2 separate regions of the Homo sapiens genome follow, and region 1 is linked to region 2. Evidence: chromatin loops called from intact Hi-C (ENCODE). Cell type or tissue: GM12878. All regions are shown on one strand. Links, peaks and the distances in the headings refer to the core of each region. The heading gives the core; the rest is flanking DNA. Region 1 has its middle 41 kb from the start of ESM1. Region 2 overlaps CDC20B (cell division cycle 20B).

What was found. Peaks named below come from ENCODE experiments on the same cell type or tissue, not always from the same donor. Only the 100,000 strongest peaks of a DNase experiment are listed, where the experiment ranks them.
Region 1: a loop joins it to region 2, with 7 times the contacts of the local background. A loop is called at or near these places in 73 of 110 quality-filtered maps.

Annotation. Positions count from the first base shown.
Region 1 is chr5:54,939,709-54,950,420 of GRCh38, forward strand. No RefSeq gene overlaps it. Among named protein-coding and RNA genes, the nearest start is that of ESM1, 41 kb to the right of the region's middle. In GM12878, for the core only: a CTCF peak has its summit at 4,738 (motif pointing right); no DNase peak of the experiment used is centred there; H3K27me3 peaks cover 176 bases.
Region 2 is chr5:55,143,251-55,151,250 of GRCh38, forward strand. CDC20B (cell division cycle 20B) reads right to left here. Exons shown (of 12, transcript NM_001170402.1): 3 at 3,378-3,606; 4 at 263-393. Among named protein-coding and RNA genes, the nearest start is that of GPX8, 13 kb to the right of the region's middle. In GM12878, for the core only: a CTCF peak has its summit at 3,515 (motif pointing left); a DNase peak (open chromatin) is centred at 3,491.

The DNA of each region.
Region 1 (10,712 bases), core at 1,589-9,588, 200 kb before region 2:
AGAGCCAGGGTTAGAACAGTTTTCCTGGTGCTTGGTGCAAGTCTCTTTCCGCTGTGATACCAGAAACAGAGCCAGCAGGGACTATAAGCAACAATTCTATCTTTCTGTCAAGGACTACATAGGCTCAGGGGATGGTGGGATCTTTTCTGTGCATCATTCCCTGACCCTTGACACCACTCCTGCTACTTAGTGTCTGTAACTCAACACTTCTTTTACATAAGTGTCATACTCCTGTTGCAAGGGATGCTGGCTGGGGGAGTCATTTTCAGCTGCATCTGAGTAGAAACTGAGACCCAAAGAATATGGAGGAAAGGAAGGCTGAGGAGGCTTTGCCTCCCAGGTATCTACTCCCAGGAAATGTATTATACTGTATTCAGATAGAGACAAAAATCAAACATAATGTTAAAGATCAAAGAAAATAGACTACAATTTTTACTTCCCTGGCAAAGGTGAAATGATCAATTTTATTTACATTGATCAAAGTCACGTTCCCTGAACTTGAACACCCAAGAGAATATAAAAAGGAGGTAGTCCCTTAACAAGAGGCCTCTCAATCTTAGCTGAACATTAGAATCATCTGGCAGCTTTTTAAATTTTTATTTATCTCATTTTATTTGATTGATTGATTGATTGATTTTGAGACAGGGTCTCACTGTGTCACCCAGACTAGAGTGCAGTGGGGCAATCTTGGCTCACTGCCACCTCTACCTCCCGGGCTCAAGCAATCCTCCCACCTCAGCCTCCCAAGTAGCTGGGACTATAGGCACACGCCACCACGCCTGGCTAATTTTTGTATTTTTTGTGGAGACAGGATTTCACCATGTTGTCCAGGATGCTCTGGGCTCAAGCAATCCACCCATCTTGGCCTCCCAAAGTGCTGGGATTATAGGCATGAGCCACTGCACCAGGCGGCAGCTTTTTACATACCAGTTCACTGTCTCCACCCCAGACCTACTATATCTAAATCACTGGGGTTGGAGCTCTGGCGTTGGTATTTTGTAAGCGCCCCAGATGACTCTAATGTGTAGCCTAATATTCTAATATTAGGACTATAAAATTGAGAAATAATTTGACAGATCTAACACTGCCATTTAACATAAAAGAGTATTTTGGATTGGTGTTAGTTTCCTACCACTGCTATAAAAATTATCATGAACTTAGAGGTTTAAAATAACACAAGTTTATTATCTTATAGTTCTGATGTCAGAAGTCCAAAATGGGTCTTACCAGGCTAAAATCAGGGTGTGGTAATGCTGTCTTCCTTCTGGAGGCTCTAGGGAAGAATGGTGTACCTTTTCCAGCTTCTAGAGGCCACCTGACTTGGGCTCGTGATCCCTTTCTCCATCTTCAAAGCTGGCAGCATAACATCTTCAAATCTCTTTCTCTGCTTCCATTGTCCTATTTCTTCTGTGATTCTTATAAAGATCCTTATGATTACACTGGGCCCATCCAGGTAATCTAGGACGATCTCAAGGTCCTTAATTTAATCACATCTGCAAAGTCCCCTTTGTCATGTAAAGTAGCATATTCACAGCTTCCGGGATTAGGATGTGGACATTTGGGGAACCTATTATTCTTCCTACCACAGGATCTTTTAAGAACTGGAGAAATAGCAGTAAGGACAAACAGAGATCACTTTTGGCTGCATAAATGGGTAGATTTTTAAGAACTGCCTAGAACTCAAAAATGAGGCTTCCAGAGTTTTATCCCACCACCTCAAAAAAAAGCAGATTTCAGGTAAGAATTCTGGTTAACTTTCCCTGCTACCCTCTGTTTCCCTTCTCCAAACCCCCCACCCCAACCCCATTCCCAATAAAATGCAGCTACCTAACAAAGGCCATAATGCTTTCTATAGTAAGTAAATTCTGGGGAAAATTAGAAATATGGTTTTCCAATTTTTGTCAAAAAAAATCATTTATAATTTTTTAAAGAGGGGAAAAGGCCTTAAATATGTTGAAGCACTGCCACTCATTTCTTTTCTTAGTTGGGACATGCATATACCCGTAGGCACACATTCACAAGGCTGACATTGCCCTCTAATTGGAAATCCTCTTAAAGAAGGAAAGAGAAACTTGTTGATCTCCCTTTCATTATCCTTGGGAATAAAATCCTGCAAACAGACAGGTGTCATGATGCAGAAACCTTTTCAGAAATTCCCCAGGATGAATATCCCATTTTCTCTACCATTTCTTTCTTTTTTTTTTTTTTTTTTTTTTTGAGATGGAGTTTTACTCTTGTTGCCCAGGCTGGAGTGCAGTGGCGTGATCTTGGCTCACTGCAACCTTTGCCTCCTGGGTTCAAGCGATTCTCCTGCCTCAGCCTCCTGAGTAGCTGGGATTACAGGCATGTGCCACCACACCTGGCTAATTTTTGTATTTTTTTAGTGGAGACAGGTTTCACTATGTTGGCCAGGCTGGTCTTGAACTCCTGACCTCAGATGATCCGCCCGCCTCAGCCTGCCAAAGTGCTGGGATTGGAGGCGTGAGCCAGAGCACCCGGTCCTTCCTCTACCATTTCTAATCACCCTATGGATGGGGGATTCTCTTCCTCCTAAGGTCCCACCTCCTGCTGCTTGCAATTGCAAAGGAGATACTTTGATAGATTACAAATTGTTTTCAGTAGCTGACCTAGACATAACATCACCACTTCCTGATTATATTGATATGTGTTTCTATTATTTGCTTATTTGCGCCTCCAGAAACAATTCTTTTTTGTTGTTTTACTATAAACAGCATTGCAAGGTCTCTGTATTAAATCATAATTATTTACCCATGCAGTTCATGCACCTTTGTCCCTGGGGAATCTGGTGACGTGAATTTACAGGAACGTCAGGGTATTTCTCACCAACAGTTTCCTGTTATTGATATGCTTTTGTTTAGTTGTGATCTTTTTTTTAAGCATTCAGTTTCTCAAGGGAAAAATAAACAGGCATGTGACAATTATCACAGTCATGGGATCTCATCTGGGGACCTCACGTATGTGTTTTCATCAGGGACTGGCCCCTCTGGCAAGGCCAAACACTGTGAAATTGTATAAGCAGACAATTGGTTATCATTCATTCGTTCTCTCAGTTTTCCCACATGCTTCAGATAGCTATCTTAGTAAATAAATACACATTATACTTTGTAGAAGAAATTCCACAGTCTCAAAAGAGACTGTAGTAAAATAGAAAAAAAATTATAAGAGATGGATCGATAAGAAATCATTGATTTTTCTAAGCTCTGAAGTACAGAAATCCAAGGTTGGACTTTTCAATTATGAAGTAATTATGTTAGTTAACACTGTCATGAGCCTAAGTGTTCTTGCCAACTAACGTAGAAAATTGTAGTACTTAATTACTGAATTGAGACTTCACAACACTTGGAAAGATATTAAATGTACCTAAGTTTTCCGTCTCTCTTTATTATTACTCAAATATACATTCATCATGATTTTCAATGTCTACTTTTAATTGAGAAATGAGAATCCTTATCCTCAAAAACATTCCAGAAAGTGTAGTGGTTTTTCTAAATCCTGTCTTCTATATCAATATGCTATAAAACGTGAGCTGAAAACTGACATTAGCAAACAACTTTCTAAAACTATGCTGTCCTGGGTGGTAGCCACCAGCCACATGTGGCTATTTAAATTCAAATTAATTTGATTAATTTGCTAGAGGCCATGATATGGGACAGCACAGATCACTGAACATCTTCATCATTACACAAAGTTCTATTGGGCAGCCCTGTTCTAAGAAGCAGACTCAACATGCAATAAGTAGAAAGCTAATACCTTTTGAAGTACATTTACTGGCGGAAATTGCAGCTAAACTTTTCTTATGTTTGAAAATTGTTTACTTTCAATAAGGTGGCCCCCTTAAACCTAACACCTCCTCTCCTCAGGTTTTATTCCCTTCAGAAGTGTATAAAGTATGTAGAGCTGGTAAGCCTGGAAAATGAATCAAGAATATAAAAAGGTATTGTGAAGCAACAGTATATCCTGCAGGAATAGTGCTCATCGTGGCTGACTGACAATTTGCCTGATGCAAATTGTCAAATGTATTTGTCATAATGTCATTCTTCCTCCCTCCTTTAAAATGTCAAACAAGCACAGGTTTAGGTGAATATTATAGCATGTAAATATAGAAGTCAGTTGTCTGAAAATTCCCTTTATGATATGTTTACCCTTGGCATCAAACCCCGTCCTTCTACAGTCTCTCAAATTTTATCACCTTCATTCCCACTCCCAGACTTACCTCTAGCCTGGTGACTCCTTAAATACACTAAAGAGAAAACAGAAAAATTCTCCAGTTCAAATTTTGAGTCCTGGATCTGCCACTTACCTTGAGTCATATGACCTTGGGGAAGCTACTTCACCTTTCTGAGCAACAGCTTCTCACTCCTACAACATGTACGGTGCTGCTAAGAATACCTACTCTACAAGGCCTTGCTTGTGAAGGCCTAATGGGGTGATAGGTGTGACAGCGCCAAGTGAGTCACAGAGCACAACACAAATGCAAGTGGCTATTATCGCTAGTTCAGTTACTTTTCTTTGTTGACCATGAGGTTCTGAGAGCCACAGCACCTGGGAGTCCCATAAAAGGACAAATTGAATCACTGATTTTCTCAATGTATGGAAAGCCCAAGGAAAACTGGACTCGTCAACTCATCATCAACCGTAGGATGCAATTTTCAGCTTAGAGATGTATAAAGTAATACTGAACATCAACAAATGCTTGATCGAGACCATACAAATCTTGGCCAGTAGGGGTCTCTGAACATTGCACACTGAAGCTCTTTATTAAAACTAATGTAATCTAATTACTTAAATCATCTAATCTGGGTATTTTGTTCAAAAGTCTGTGCACCTGAGTTGAAATGTTCTGTTTCAGCTGGGCACGGGGGCTCATGCCTGTAATCCTGACAGTCTGAGAGGATGAGGCAGGCGAATTGCTTGAGCTCAACATGGTGAGCGTGGTGGGTATGGTGGCATGCACCTGTGGTGCCAGCTACTCAGGAGGCTGAGGCAGGAGGATCGCTCGAACTAGGAGGAAAAATGTTCTGTTTCAGTCCTTCATAGCATCATGACTTTTTGCCGCCCTTTAAATTAATTAAATTTTTTTTCATCTTTTCTTCTCTACTAGCTCTTTAGTTATATATTTTGAAATGTTTTAGTAGTTATCCTAGAGATTTGAATATGATTCTTACTTATTTCGGTTTACTCTAAATTGCTGCCTTTATGGCTTAAGAATTTTATAAAAATTTATAGCTTTTTCTTCCTTTTTGCTACTGTTTTTATATTTTGTACCTCTTTTATATTATAAATGCTATAAGGTATTATTATTTTTGCTATTTCAAACAGCCATTATTTCATTGTTCTGGCTTTATTGAGGAATAATTGACATAAATTGTCTATTTTTTTAAAAAACTCTGTTAAATAAGTAGTAATATAAATAAATGTAAACATAACAGGATAAATAAAATCACAGTGTAGCAAGAAAGAACAGAGGGAACATTTATCCAAATAGAGCATTTCTCATTTATAGACATTCGTTCTGTTTTTCCACTCAAGCTTCACTAAAATATTCTTTTCCAAGCAAAAAGAAAAATAACTTTCTTCTGTTCCTTTTGTACTAGTCACCTCAGATTTGGTTCTAGGAAAAGGATCTCCCTGTTGATGAAAGAATGATTTATTTTCCAGTTCGTGAAATGAAACTCTTGCCAGGACTCTACCAGCAAGGCAGTTCACACAGCAAAATCTCTGACCAGGCTTCCAGCAAGCCCCTGTTGCTCCCTCCCACTGTTGGGAGATTTACATGGTCAGGCTGAAGTTCACAGAGCCAAGTTCTTAGACACCTGAACAGGGCACTGCTCTACAGTTCCTTTTTTCCAGCGTGAAATTTATTTCTTGGAGGTAATTACCTTAACTATTCCTCAATTTCTTCATCTGCACATTGTCTGTCTCAAAAGGGATATAGTGAAGACTGCATACATTGTCCCATTTAGAGTGCCAGCATGGTGCTTGGCATGTGGTAGAGGTACAATAAATATAAATGACTTTCTTCTCCTTCTTGCATTTGCATAGTCAATTCAATTTAATAAGCCTTGATTGAATGTGCAAGATCCAGCTAGCACGAGGAGGGGAGAAATGATAAACACAATGGTCTTTACTCTTGAGCCATTTACACTCTAACAGGGAGAAAAAACAAGCACACAACTATCACTTGAAGCAGAATGTGACAAGAGCCTAAGAGGGTAACAAGCAAACCTGTATGGAAGCACAGAGGAAGGAGAAAGTGTTTCAGGCTGGGGAGTTTCTGATGGTTTCATGCAGTGGGGGGCATCAGCCCTATCTTTTAAAGAGTCCTTAGATATCTGTGGTGCAGATGGGGAAGAAGGGCTTGAAACAGTGGATGAACAGAAGGAGTAAAACCATGGGAGGCAAAGTAAAGGGTTTTAGGAAATGGAGGTGGGGGTAGACCTGGAAGTTTGAAAAGGGCTATGTATGAGGAGAGGTGCCAGAGGTTGGGCTGGAAGAGAAGAGCATGGACAAGATTGAAACAGCATTGAATGTTGTGCACACTTTAGACCTTATATCCAGAGCCAGGGCCTCTCGGCCTTTTCCTTGTCATGGCACACATAGAAAATAACCATGTCTGTATAGTACACTGGGGTGAATGGATGAGCTTGCCTTTGGCTGCACCATAGCTTGGAGCTGCCCCAAATGCCGAGGGGATCAATATCTCAGCACATCTGTAACCAATTTGTGGCATGCCTGGATCCCATGGCACACAGGGCAGAGGAGTAGAATCTCTGCTCGAAGCAATGGGGCCAAGGGAGGCTTTTTGAACAGAGATGTTACAATACCAGAACTTCCTACTAAATTGTCAACATTCCAAACCATGGGTATATACGTCATGGCTGAAGTCCAGAAAGTAATGGATATCTACAGGGAAAAAGATATCAGTGTGCATTGGACTTCTGTTTGGCCTTCTATTTGCAAAGTGAATTGTTTAAATAAGGGTGCCTGACAATAATATCTTAATACATAGAAACACAATTTATCTCTAGCTTCCTGGTAGGAAATGCACAACTTGTAAAATCAAAACATATTTATATCTGAATGGCCTAAATCAAATTATCACTCTTCCAGAATAAGAAAGTTACAGAAATAAACTTGGTAATAATTTTTCCTAACTGCAAAATCTTTGCTTAAGTTTCGTGTTTTGGCAGAAACATATATTCTCAATTTTTCTGACACTTCTCTTTAGAGAAATTTTAAATATATACACAAAACTGAAATTTATGAAGGAAAAAGCCTTGTATCAAGCCTGAAAGAAACATCCAAGTTTTGCTTTTCAAACCACTTAGGGGTTGAGGGACTCTGTGCTTAGCCAGGCTGTTCTAACCTTTTCCAAAATCCCTATGACTTTTCAGTCATTTTGCCTTTCTTTATGTTAACCTCCATTGGTGCTTTACAGAAAGACCTGTCATGCATGAATCTAATGAGTAGGAGATAGAAAACAGAGGTGGACTCTAAAATAAAGCAGACAGTGATATTTTTTGTCTCTATGCCATCTTTAATGAAGATGATGAAAACTAAGTTAAAATATTTAATACAGAAAAAATTAAAAATAGATATGATAATTTCTCTCTTGGATTCTCTCTCTCTCCTCTCTCTTATTCTCTCTCTCTCCTCTCTCTCATTTTCTCTCTCTCTATCTCTCTCTCTCTCCCCTGCCCTCTTATTTTAGTGGATGGAGTTTCAATTCCTACTTAGATAATGCCATCTTTCATTGTTTTATCTCAGAAGTTGAAGATATTTTTAAATAGGCCTGAACTGCTAGAAAAAAGAATTAAATATGAGTTGTCAAGTTATTACAACAAAACTACTAGACGTACTTGATATAAATACAAAGACATGCTTGAGGAATGGGCAAAGATTTCATAACAAAGATGCCCAAAGCAATTGCAACAGAAGCACGAATTGACAAATGGGATCTGATTAAACTTAAGAGCTTCTGCACAGCAAAGTAAACTATCAACAGAGTAAACAGACAACCTACAGAATGGGAGAAAAATTTTGCAAACTATGCATCTGACAAAGCTCAATATCTGGCATCTATAAGGAACTTAAACAAATTTGCAAGAAAAAAAGACCCCCTTAAAAGTAGGCAAAGGACATGAACAGACACTTTTCTAAAGAAGATATACATGTGGCAAAAAAGCATATGAAAAAAAAGCTTAAGATCAATCATTAGAGAAATGCAAATCAAAACCACAATGAGATGCCATCTCACACCAGTTAGAATGGCTATTACTAGAAAGTCCAAAAATAACAGATGCTGGCAAGGTTGAGGAGAAAAGTGAACACTTATACACTGTTGGTGGGAGTGTAAATTAGTTCAATCATTGTGGAAAGCAATATAGCAATTCCTCAAAGAGCTAAATACAGAAATAGCATTTGACCCGGCAATCCCATTACTGGGTATATACCCAGAGGAATATAAATCATTCTATCATAATGACACATGTGTATGTTCACTGCAGCACTATTCACAATAGCAAATACATGGAATCAAACTAAATGCCCATCAATGGTAGACTGGATAATGAAAATGTGGTTCATATACACCATGGAATAGTATGCAGCCATAAAAAAGAAAGAGATCGTGTCATTTGCAGGAACATGGATGGAGGTGGAGGCTACCATCCTTAGCAAACTGATGCAGAAACAGAAAACCAATTCACTTATACGTGGGAACTAAATGATAAGAACTTATGAACACAAAGAAGGACACAACAGACGCTAGGGCCTACTTGAGGGTGGAGGGTGAGAGGAAGGAAAGGAACAGAAAAGATAACTATCCAATATTAGATTTAGTACCTGGGTGATGAAATAATCCGTCAACAAACCACCATTATATGAGTTTACCTACATAACAAACCTGCACATGTACCCCGGAAACTAAAATAAAAGTTAAAAAAAATAAAAATAACAAGAATTTAAAAGTTGAACTCAAAAGAAAGATCTGCTTGGATGTATATATGTAAATATATGTCTATATAAATGTACATAATAATGGTGTGCTGGATGCAGCTTCTACTGGCTCAAGAAGGCCAAGGTATGTGTCTCTTCCCAGCCCTAAGTCCAGTGGCATACAGGTAGCTGTAATCATCCATGGTAGAATATTTATACCATAGAAATCATCATACAAAACTAGTTGGGGATTTTTCCCCCTGAGAACTGGTTGTTAGACATTTACCAGCACGCACTGAGTGTATATGCACATATGTACACCAGAGAATCTAGGTATGTGTGTGTGTGTGTGTGTGTGTGTATATATATTCATATTCATATATGTATATATACAGATATATGTTTTGATGGCTAAGTAGAGTGAGAACAGATGAAGACTATGAGACTTCATCATCAAGGAAACAATGTGAGCAGTGACAAGGAGAGTGCTGATGTCCAGTGTGTACTTTAGGAACACAGAATCATGTGTTGCAGCCAGGGTGAAAAGTGTGTGAGGAAGAGAGTAGGAGGTAGGTCTGGAAAGACTTCTAGGGGACTGAATGTAAAAGATTTTAAGCTTCACTAAGAATACTGCAAGTACTGGTGGTTCATTAGAGACTTTAGCAGCAGAAATAGCATAATCTGTTGTGCATTTTGTAAAAATGAAGAAGAAATGGAAAGGCTAGAGATGGGAAGCAGTAAAGCCAGTTGGGAAGTGATTTCCATTGTCTGTAACAGAAATGAGAGAATTGAACCATGGCAGTAGCAGCAGGGAAGAAGAAAGGTTGAAAGTTGAGAGTGATTTTAGACTTAGAATCAACAAGATTTGATAATTATTTGATGTGTTGAGGGAGAAAGAGAAGTAAGAAAAAAAGGGATGGAGAATGTGAGAGATGCCTGGCTTGGGAAGTGAGATCAAAAAATTAGATCAGAGCCTGGCACGGTGGCTCACACCTGTAATCCCAGCACTTGGGAGGCCGAGGTGAGTGGATCATTTGAGGTCAGGAGTTCGAGACCAGCCTGGCCAACATGGTGAAACTCTGCCTCTACTAAAAATTAGCCAGGGGTGGTGGCAGGTGCCTGTCGTCCCAGCTACTTGGGAGGCTGAGGCAGGAGAATCACTTGAACCCAGGAGGCGGAGGTTGCAGAGAGCCAAGATCATGCCACTGGACTCCAGCCTGGGTGACCGAGCAAGACTCCATCTCAAAAAAAAAAAAAATTCAGCTTGGATATAAATAATGACTGATATGGATTGCGGTATTTAAACATCCACCCTAGATCACACAATTGTGTAACTCTATTTTCAACACTATATCAGTTAAAAGCAACACCTAAAGTCCATGTACAGAAAGATCTCAAGTAGGAGTTATTCCTCAATTGACAACCTGAAGGGCCGGACAATTGAGTGTTTCCTGTGTGAGGGTTTTGTCAGATGAATGAAGCAAAAAGCCAGAGGTCCAAACAAATTTGAGAAATTGGCAAGAGCTGTTTTGTTTTGTTTTGATGTGATTTTCAAAATTGATGTACCATGAAATCCCAGATGAATAAGGAAGGAAGTGGAGATGTGAAGAGGCCAGTGGATTGGAAACTGAAGGTCCCGATATGGCTTAAGAGTATTCATGATGTGATTAATTGGGCAGATTGAAAGGAGGACAGACTGTAGTCAGACAGCAAATTATCTGAATTTGTGATTTGGAAGGTAACACAGTTATGAG
Region 2 (8,000 bases), core at 1-8,000:
TGTTTGTAAAGATAAAATAGTTATTCTCATTTTCACTTTTTTAATTAATCCCAACTCAACATTTTCTCATATATTTGGGGGATATCTTCTTTCTTTTACAAAGTGGCTCTATTCATATCCTTCAATTATTCATTTTTTATCAGGAATGCATCATTTTCTTATTGATTGGTAAGAGAACTAAGCAACTCTTCCCTTACATTTGCAACTAAGTTGTCTCAGCTTCTCTAGATGTGGGATCTTCAGTTTTTTTCTCTTTACCTACCTGCCCTTTTGAGGCAACACTTTCTTTCCAGTCTCTGTCCATTGCATGAGGTGCCTTGCAAAAATGGAGAGCAGAGTTACTTGTTTCAGAAATTCCTTTGCTGGGGGTCTTCAGTTGTTCTTTGCGGGATCCTACAAGAAAGACATTTATCTTTGAATTTGGTTTTTAAAACAAGATAATCACTTTGATTGTAGGTCTGGCTGTGGCATCTTTCACAGAAGGACAGAGTGAAAAAGCCCAGGCTCTCGTCACTCCAAAGTCCATTGCAGAGAGCAGGACAGAGTGAAAAAGCCCAGGCTCTCGTCGCTCCAAAGTCCATTGCAGAGAGCAGTACAGAATCCTATCCAGACTGCTGACTTCATAAGGTTGTCACTCAATGAGAAAGCTGTCTCAGTGGCCTCTAGAGCAGGGAAGAGGTGCCAAGATTAAAGACCTGACTTCATTTGCTGCAGCAGCAGTGTGAATGCTTTATCTCTGTATGGAAAAAAAAAAAAAAAAACCAGATTTGCACATTTGAAGAATGGATAGAAACAGTTCCATAGTTTTAAATGATAGTGGAAAGAGTATCTGGTTTGCCCGAGCTATGGTCATCCTGCAAGGAAAACATTATGGGATGCTTGCTTTGCCAGCATTGACATTCACTACATAATCATGAGCAAATCACTTTGCCTCTCTCCCCCTTTCTATTGCAGAAAGATGTTTTAAAGATAGTTTAAGATGGCATCAGTGAAATACTTTCTAAGTTAAAGTAATAGAAGGGTCAATGTTACTTGCATCAATATTATTCCTATCTACTCTCTTCTCAAGATTGAGAAAGCCCTTTACCAGACTTTCAACTGCCCTGGAAACCTGTCAAGTCATTCTCTAAAACTAAATATCTGCCATATCACTTGTTCATCACAGGAGCCAAGGGACCATTGGAAAATCTTAGCCTTTTGCCATGTGACAATCTCTTCTTCATTTGGACAACCATGAGCTTGATAAATTCTCACTAATGTTCCTAGAGCCTAGTACCTTAAGTACTGGGACATTCAAAATTTAAGCAATATATATTACATTTAGGGAGAAGAAGGATAAAAATATGAAATGCTGGTCAAAGTTTTAGATCTTGCTCTTTGTCCTGAGAAATTATGCATGCTTGCTTTCTTGTGCTATTTGTAAAAGTGTACAGGGGAGAAAAAGCCAGCTCTCAGAACTTCAAATGAGAAAGAAAAAGTTGCAGTCAGAGGCTAGTACTGACAATCATCACAGTTATATACAAAGAGGTCAGGTCCATCAGCCTAAGAAAGAAGGGACCTCTCAGGTTCTGTCCACAGAGCATGACTGAAAATGAACCTCTCTGTAAATGTCCCTTTGGAATGGGAGGATCTTCAGTATCTGCTCTTCTAAAACAAAAAGAAAGAAACCCCACTAGCAAAGCACTGAGAAACCAGTAGATCTGATTAATCCCTAGTATTAACTTCAGTAGAAAATAAAATGGTCTTTCTTGTAAAATCCTTTTTGTTAATATCTGATTTCTGAATTTCTCACACAATGTCATACTTTTTTAAAAAATCAATAAATTAATTAAGAACCTAGAAAGTAAAAGGGAGCCCCTAATTTTAGCCAGAAATTCTTCCAAAAACAATCAGCATCAAAACTGTCCCTCAATTGCAATGAGATACAAAAGATTTCTTTCAGAAGATAGTCATAACAATGTTTTTCACAACCCTTTATCTCCTACTGCTTCCCTCCTCGGTTATTAAATACTTTCAGTATTAAAGCCTGTCGTTACATGGGAATTTCATTGATTTGAAAAAAATCTGGGCTCCCTTTCAATCTGCAGAACTGCAATGCATCATCATGTCTGATGTCATTGAAAAGAGTTGGCACTTCTATTAACATTTGTCTTAATAAATACGCTGATAGTCAAAAGAATTATGTTGCCTAGGATTCTCAAAAGAAAGAATGGGAATTACATCAGCTGATGATAGGTGGCAAATTTTGCTTCTGAAGGATGGGAATGAAAATGTCTGTGCCCAAATGAGAATTACATATTTCAGAAAGAGAGTTTGTGTTTCGGGGCTCTGGCAGGTTGATCATGGATCCTGCCCATCACACTGGTGGTTTGGAGCCCACTCCCCCATCTCTGCCCCAACATAGGCATCAGACTGTCTCTCACTCTCCTTTCCTTCCCTCTTCTTCTTCCCTACTACTCTTGGAGGTTCTTCTTTCTTCTTTCTTCCTCCTCCTCCTCCTCTGTCTCCTCCTCTCTTCTCTCTTTCTCTTTGTCTCTCTCCCCCCATCCATCCCCTCATCCCTCTCTCTTGCTTCCTTCCTCTTACTTTCTCTTCCTCTCATTCTCTCCTGCTTCTGTCTTTTTCTTCCATTTCACATCTGATTATTCCATTACTAACGCATAATTTTTTCTGACTCTGTATACCAGTAACCTTACCAGTCATTAAAATTCTATACTTTGCAAAACAAAAGCACATATATATGTGTGTATGTGTACATATACATATATACATATACATTCATACAATCTTTACAAAAGTAATCATCTAACCAATGCAAGTCTCAAAAACATATTAAAATTAAGCTAAATTTTGCCTGAGGATGTAGGATGAGTCCCTACATCTCAAACTGCAACCTAACTTGGGATGTAAACTAACTGAAAGCCTAACTTAGCTGAGTCTCCGCCAATCACAGAAGCTGAGCTTCAGTCAATCACAGGCGGCCAACTAATCAGACCACGTGCAAATAAGGCGAACTGAGCTGTAGCCAATCAGGCCGGCTCCTACGCACTTCCAATTCCTATCCATAAATGCTGCCCGCCCCCACATGGAGTGGCTCTCTGGTTGCCCATTGGCCAACGGTTCTTTGCACAATTAACTTTGTAAAATTTAATTTGTCTAAAGTTTTGTTTTTGTTTTTGTTTTTAAACACATACAGTACCTTTCCTTTGTTTTTGTGTCATTTCTCCCCACCTTGGAAATTTCTTATTCAAAGGGAGAAAAAGAGAAAAGAGTTGACTCAAAGTGACACTCCTTAGTTCTACAAGACAAAGATTCTCTCAGGAATATATCTTTTATTCACGTTGCAAAACGGGGCTGTGGCGTTTGGGGCACCTCACCTAGAGTCAAGGTCTCTTTCTCAGGCGGTGTCTTCAGCACTGATCCGGAAGCTTCTGGGAGGTAGGTGGTTGACTGCTCTTCCCCAAAGGAATCAGAGGACAGAGCCCTAGTTTGACTTTGCTGCCACCTTGTGGTAATGGGGCTACTCGCAACAGGAACCTCTGCGGACAGCCTCTTCGCAAAGTTGCTCTTAAAGTCAGAATACGTAGCATTAACTGAATCGAGTACCTGTTTAACAACAAAAACAGCTGTAAGTCCACTGGCCTCAGTGATGCAAAAGTAAAAATTCCCTATAAGAGAATTACAAATGACTCATCTAGTACAACACCAATAAAATATATATAATGAGATTTTTTTAATTTTTGTAACCTAGATATTATTTTATATATTTGTATATATTTTTGTATATAGTTATACGTAAAATGTTATATTTTATAGTTACATATTATATAAACATAAATATGTTATGTTTTATATATTTATATATTATATAAACATAAATATGTTGTTTTATATATTTATATATTATATAAACATAAATATGTTGTTTTATATATTTATATATTATATAAACATAAATATGTTATGTTTTATATATTTATATATTATATAAACATAAATATGTTATGTTTTATATATTTATATATTATATAAACATAAATATGTTATGTTTTATATATTTATATATTATATAAACATAAGTATGTTGTTTTATATATTTATATATTATATAAACATAAGTATGTTATGTTTTATATATTTATATTTATATATAAAATATGTTATATTTTATATATTTTTATATTGATATTTATATACAAAAGTTATATTTTATGTTTATATTTATAAAACATGTTATTTTATATGTATTTATATATAAAAATGTTACGTATTTTTATATATTTATGTGTAAACTGTTACATTTTTATATGTATTTATGTGTAAAATGTTATTTTTTTATGTTTATATGTGAAATATATTATTTTATATGTAAAATAGATATATATTTCTTCTATCTAAAAAACACCAAAATGCCACTACTTACTTAGAGCCTCTGCTCAAGGGTCTGTAGGTATACCAATGTAGTTTAGGGAGTAATTACATTTATAAATATTACCATTACATATCAGTGTAAAATATGACATATGATATAACACTATGTACTGAACATGCAAGATGTTTGTATGAAATGATAAAATTTCAAATCTGGATATAAACAGCAATTTTCTAGTCCAAACCCTTCATTTCACAGATGGGGAAGCTGAGGCCTAGAGAAAGTAAGTGATTTGCTCAACATCTGTCCATCTTCTCTAAGAAACACCAGGAGTTTGATATTTATAGAGCCTGTAGTAGTGAACCATCCCATGTAGCCATGTGAAATTAAAATGCAAGTGACAAACTGGAATTATCTTTTAATAAAATGACAGACAATTTAGATTAAAATCCTAGTCATAAAGAGCTCTTATAGAAATTGACAAGTTTACCAACTCAACAGAAAAACTGGGCCATAGGACATTAAAAAGACAATTCATAAAAGAGATATATAAATGCCCAAAAGATATTTAATCTCACTAGCAATCAAAGAAATGCAAATTTAAAACAGCAATGAGATGTTAGCAATAATTTTTTTGTGACAATCCCTGGTGTTGAAGGTGCCAAAAACAAACACTGGCATACACTGCTGTGGAGGTTAAATTAGTATCTGGAAAGGACTTTTGGACAATGTGCGTCAAAAGCCTTCATATATGTGCATAACTTCTACTGACCCAGCAATATCACCTCTAAGAATTTAAAAAAGAAATCAGCCGGCCGTGGCGGCTCATGCTTGAAATCGTAGCTCTTTGTGAGGCTGAGGCAGGCAGATTGCTTGAGCCCAGGTGTTCGGGACCAGCCTGGGCAACAAGACAAAACCCTGTCTCTACAAAAAATACAAGAATGAGTTGAGCGTGGTGGTGTGTACTTGTAGTCCTAGCTACTTGATGGGGCTGAGGCAGGAGGATTGCTTGCTGCAGTGAGCCGCATTGGCGCTGCTGCACTCCAGCCTGGGCGACAAAGTGAGACCCTGTCTCAAAATAAAAACAAAAAAAGAAAAAAGAAATCTAAGATATGAGCCAAGATGGAGAAAACATCCAGCATTTATTGAGTAGTTACTATGTATGAAACCATATGTACAGGGTTTTACACGTTTGTATTTAATCCTAAGAAACATCTGTGAAGCAGATCTTATTTACGCCCATTTTATCAGTGAAGAAACTGAGGCTTAGAGGTCAAGTGAATTGTCCAAGACTACACAGTAAGTGGCGATGCCACACCTGAGGCTCACCTGTCTGACCCCAGAGTCCAGGCTCTCAACTGAGAACATGAGGGTGTGTACTGCATTTTACATGTTTGTAAGTACAAAAAGATGTGAGACAGAGACTAAGTGTTTACCAGTGGAGAACTGACTAGGCAAACTAACAGGACATCTCTAAGAGGGACTGCTCTGCTGCCATCAGAAATGACATACATTAGGGAAATGTAAACTAAACCACACCAAAGCACCACTTCACACCCACGAGGATGGCTAGAATTTTTTTAATGGAAACTAATAAGCATTGGTAAGGATGCGAAGAAACTGGAATCTTTGTACATTGCAAGTGTACAGAATGTGAAAGGATGCAGTCATTGTGGAAGATTAGTTTGGTGATACCTCAAAAAGATAAACCTAGAATTACCACATGACCAAGCAAGTCCACTCATAGGTATATGTACTCAAACTCAAATTCATGTGCACATATGTTCATAGTAGCACTAATCACAATAAGAAGGTGCAGACAACCCAAACACTCATCAACAGATGAATGCATAAACAAATCATGGGACGTATCTACATATGCAAGTGATCTACATATCACTCCCAAGAGGAATGAGTTGCTGATACATGTCATAATCTGCATAAGCCTTGAAAGCATTATGCTAAGTGAAAGAAGCCAGACAGGAAAGGTCACATATTGTGTGATTCCATCTATATGAAATAGTCAGCACAGGAAAATCCATAGGCGGAGAACACAGATTGGTCATTGTCAGGGATTAGGGGAGGAGGAAATGGGGAGCAACTGCTTAATGGGTATGGAGTTTTCTTTTGAGGTGATGAAAACATTTTGGAACAAGAGAGAAGTGGTGGTTCCAGAACATTGGAAATACACTAAAGACCACTGAATTGGTGACTTAAAAGGTTATTTTTGGCCAGGTGCAGTGGCTCACACCTGTAATCCCAACACTTTGGGAGACTGAGGTGAGTTAATCACCTGAGGTCAGGAGTTCAAGACCAGCCTGACCAATATGATGAAACCCCATCTCTACTAAAAATACAAAAATTAGCCAGCCGTGGTGGCATGTGCCTGTAATCCCAGCTACTTGGGAGGCTGACAAGAGAATCGCTTGAACCCAGGAGGCAGAGGTTGCAGTGAGCCGAGATCGCACCATTGCACTCCAGCCTGGGCAACAAGAGTGAAACCCCGTCTCAAAAAAATAAATAAAAAATTAAAAAATAAAGGTTTTTTTAAATATGTGCATTTCACTTCAATAAAAGAAATCTTTTTAAAAATGGTAACATAGGATAATAGTGAATAAAACATGCAAATGCTTACAATATATTGCTAGCTGTAAAACAGGGACTATAAAAGAGTATTCCAATACAGTCCTACTTCCTAGCTCTAAATGAAAGATAGGAAGGGAATATGCTAGAATGTTGAAGCAGTAAGCATTGGTTCAGTTTGGGTTTTTTACTAAGCGTGTGTGAGGGTGCTGGCCCACCCTGCCTGCAGCCCCCAGGGGGCGAGGCCGGCTCTCTCTCCACTGCTGCTCTGTGCTCTCCCCACCAGCTGACCAAAGAGAACTTCTTTCGCAGAAGACAGGAGCCAAGAGGCTGAGGCCACAGCTGTTGTAAAGTGTTGTTGGGGGTCAGTTTTTCTGTCTTGTAGTTCTTGGTTTTTGAGTAGGAATGGGAAGGATGAAAAGAGGCTGTACATGTCAATCAGGCATCTCAATCTCAGAAACCTTGACTAGGGGGCAGCAGGTAAGGTGATGAGTAATGCCAGCCTGGATGAGAAGCATGGCCCACTCTGGCCTTCTTTTTTGTTTTGCTTTGTTATTTTGAGGCAGTCTCACTCTGTCACCTAGGCTGGAGTGCAGCGGCACAATCATGGCTCACCGCAGTCTCGACCTCCCAGAGCTCAAGCGATCCTCCTGCCTCAAGCTCACCAGTAGCTGGGACTACAGGTGTGCACCACCACACCTGGCTAATTTTTGTGTTTTTTGGAGAGACGGGGTTTCACCATGTTGCCCAGGCTGGTCTTTAACTCCTGGGCTCAAGCAATACTCCCACCTAAGCCCCCAAAAGTGCTAGGATTACAAGTATGAGGCCCCTCACAGGGCCACTCGAACTTTCATTTCCCCACTTTTTTATTTCTCTCCGCTAAGAAAAAAACCGCAGTACCAGCTCAGAGGCTTTGGGGTCTCAGCCCCAGAAACTGAGGGAATCTCTCAAACTTTAATGCTTGTGTTTTAGCCACAGCAAGAACACATTGAGACACATCGTCTCATTTCATAAAAGATATTAGAAATTTAGACTTTTCATATGA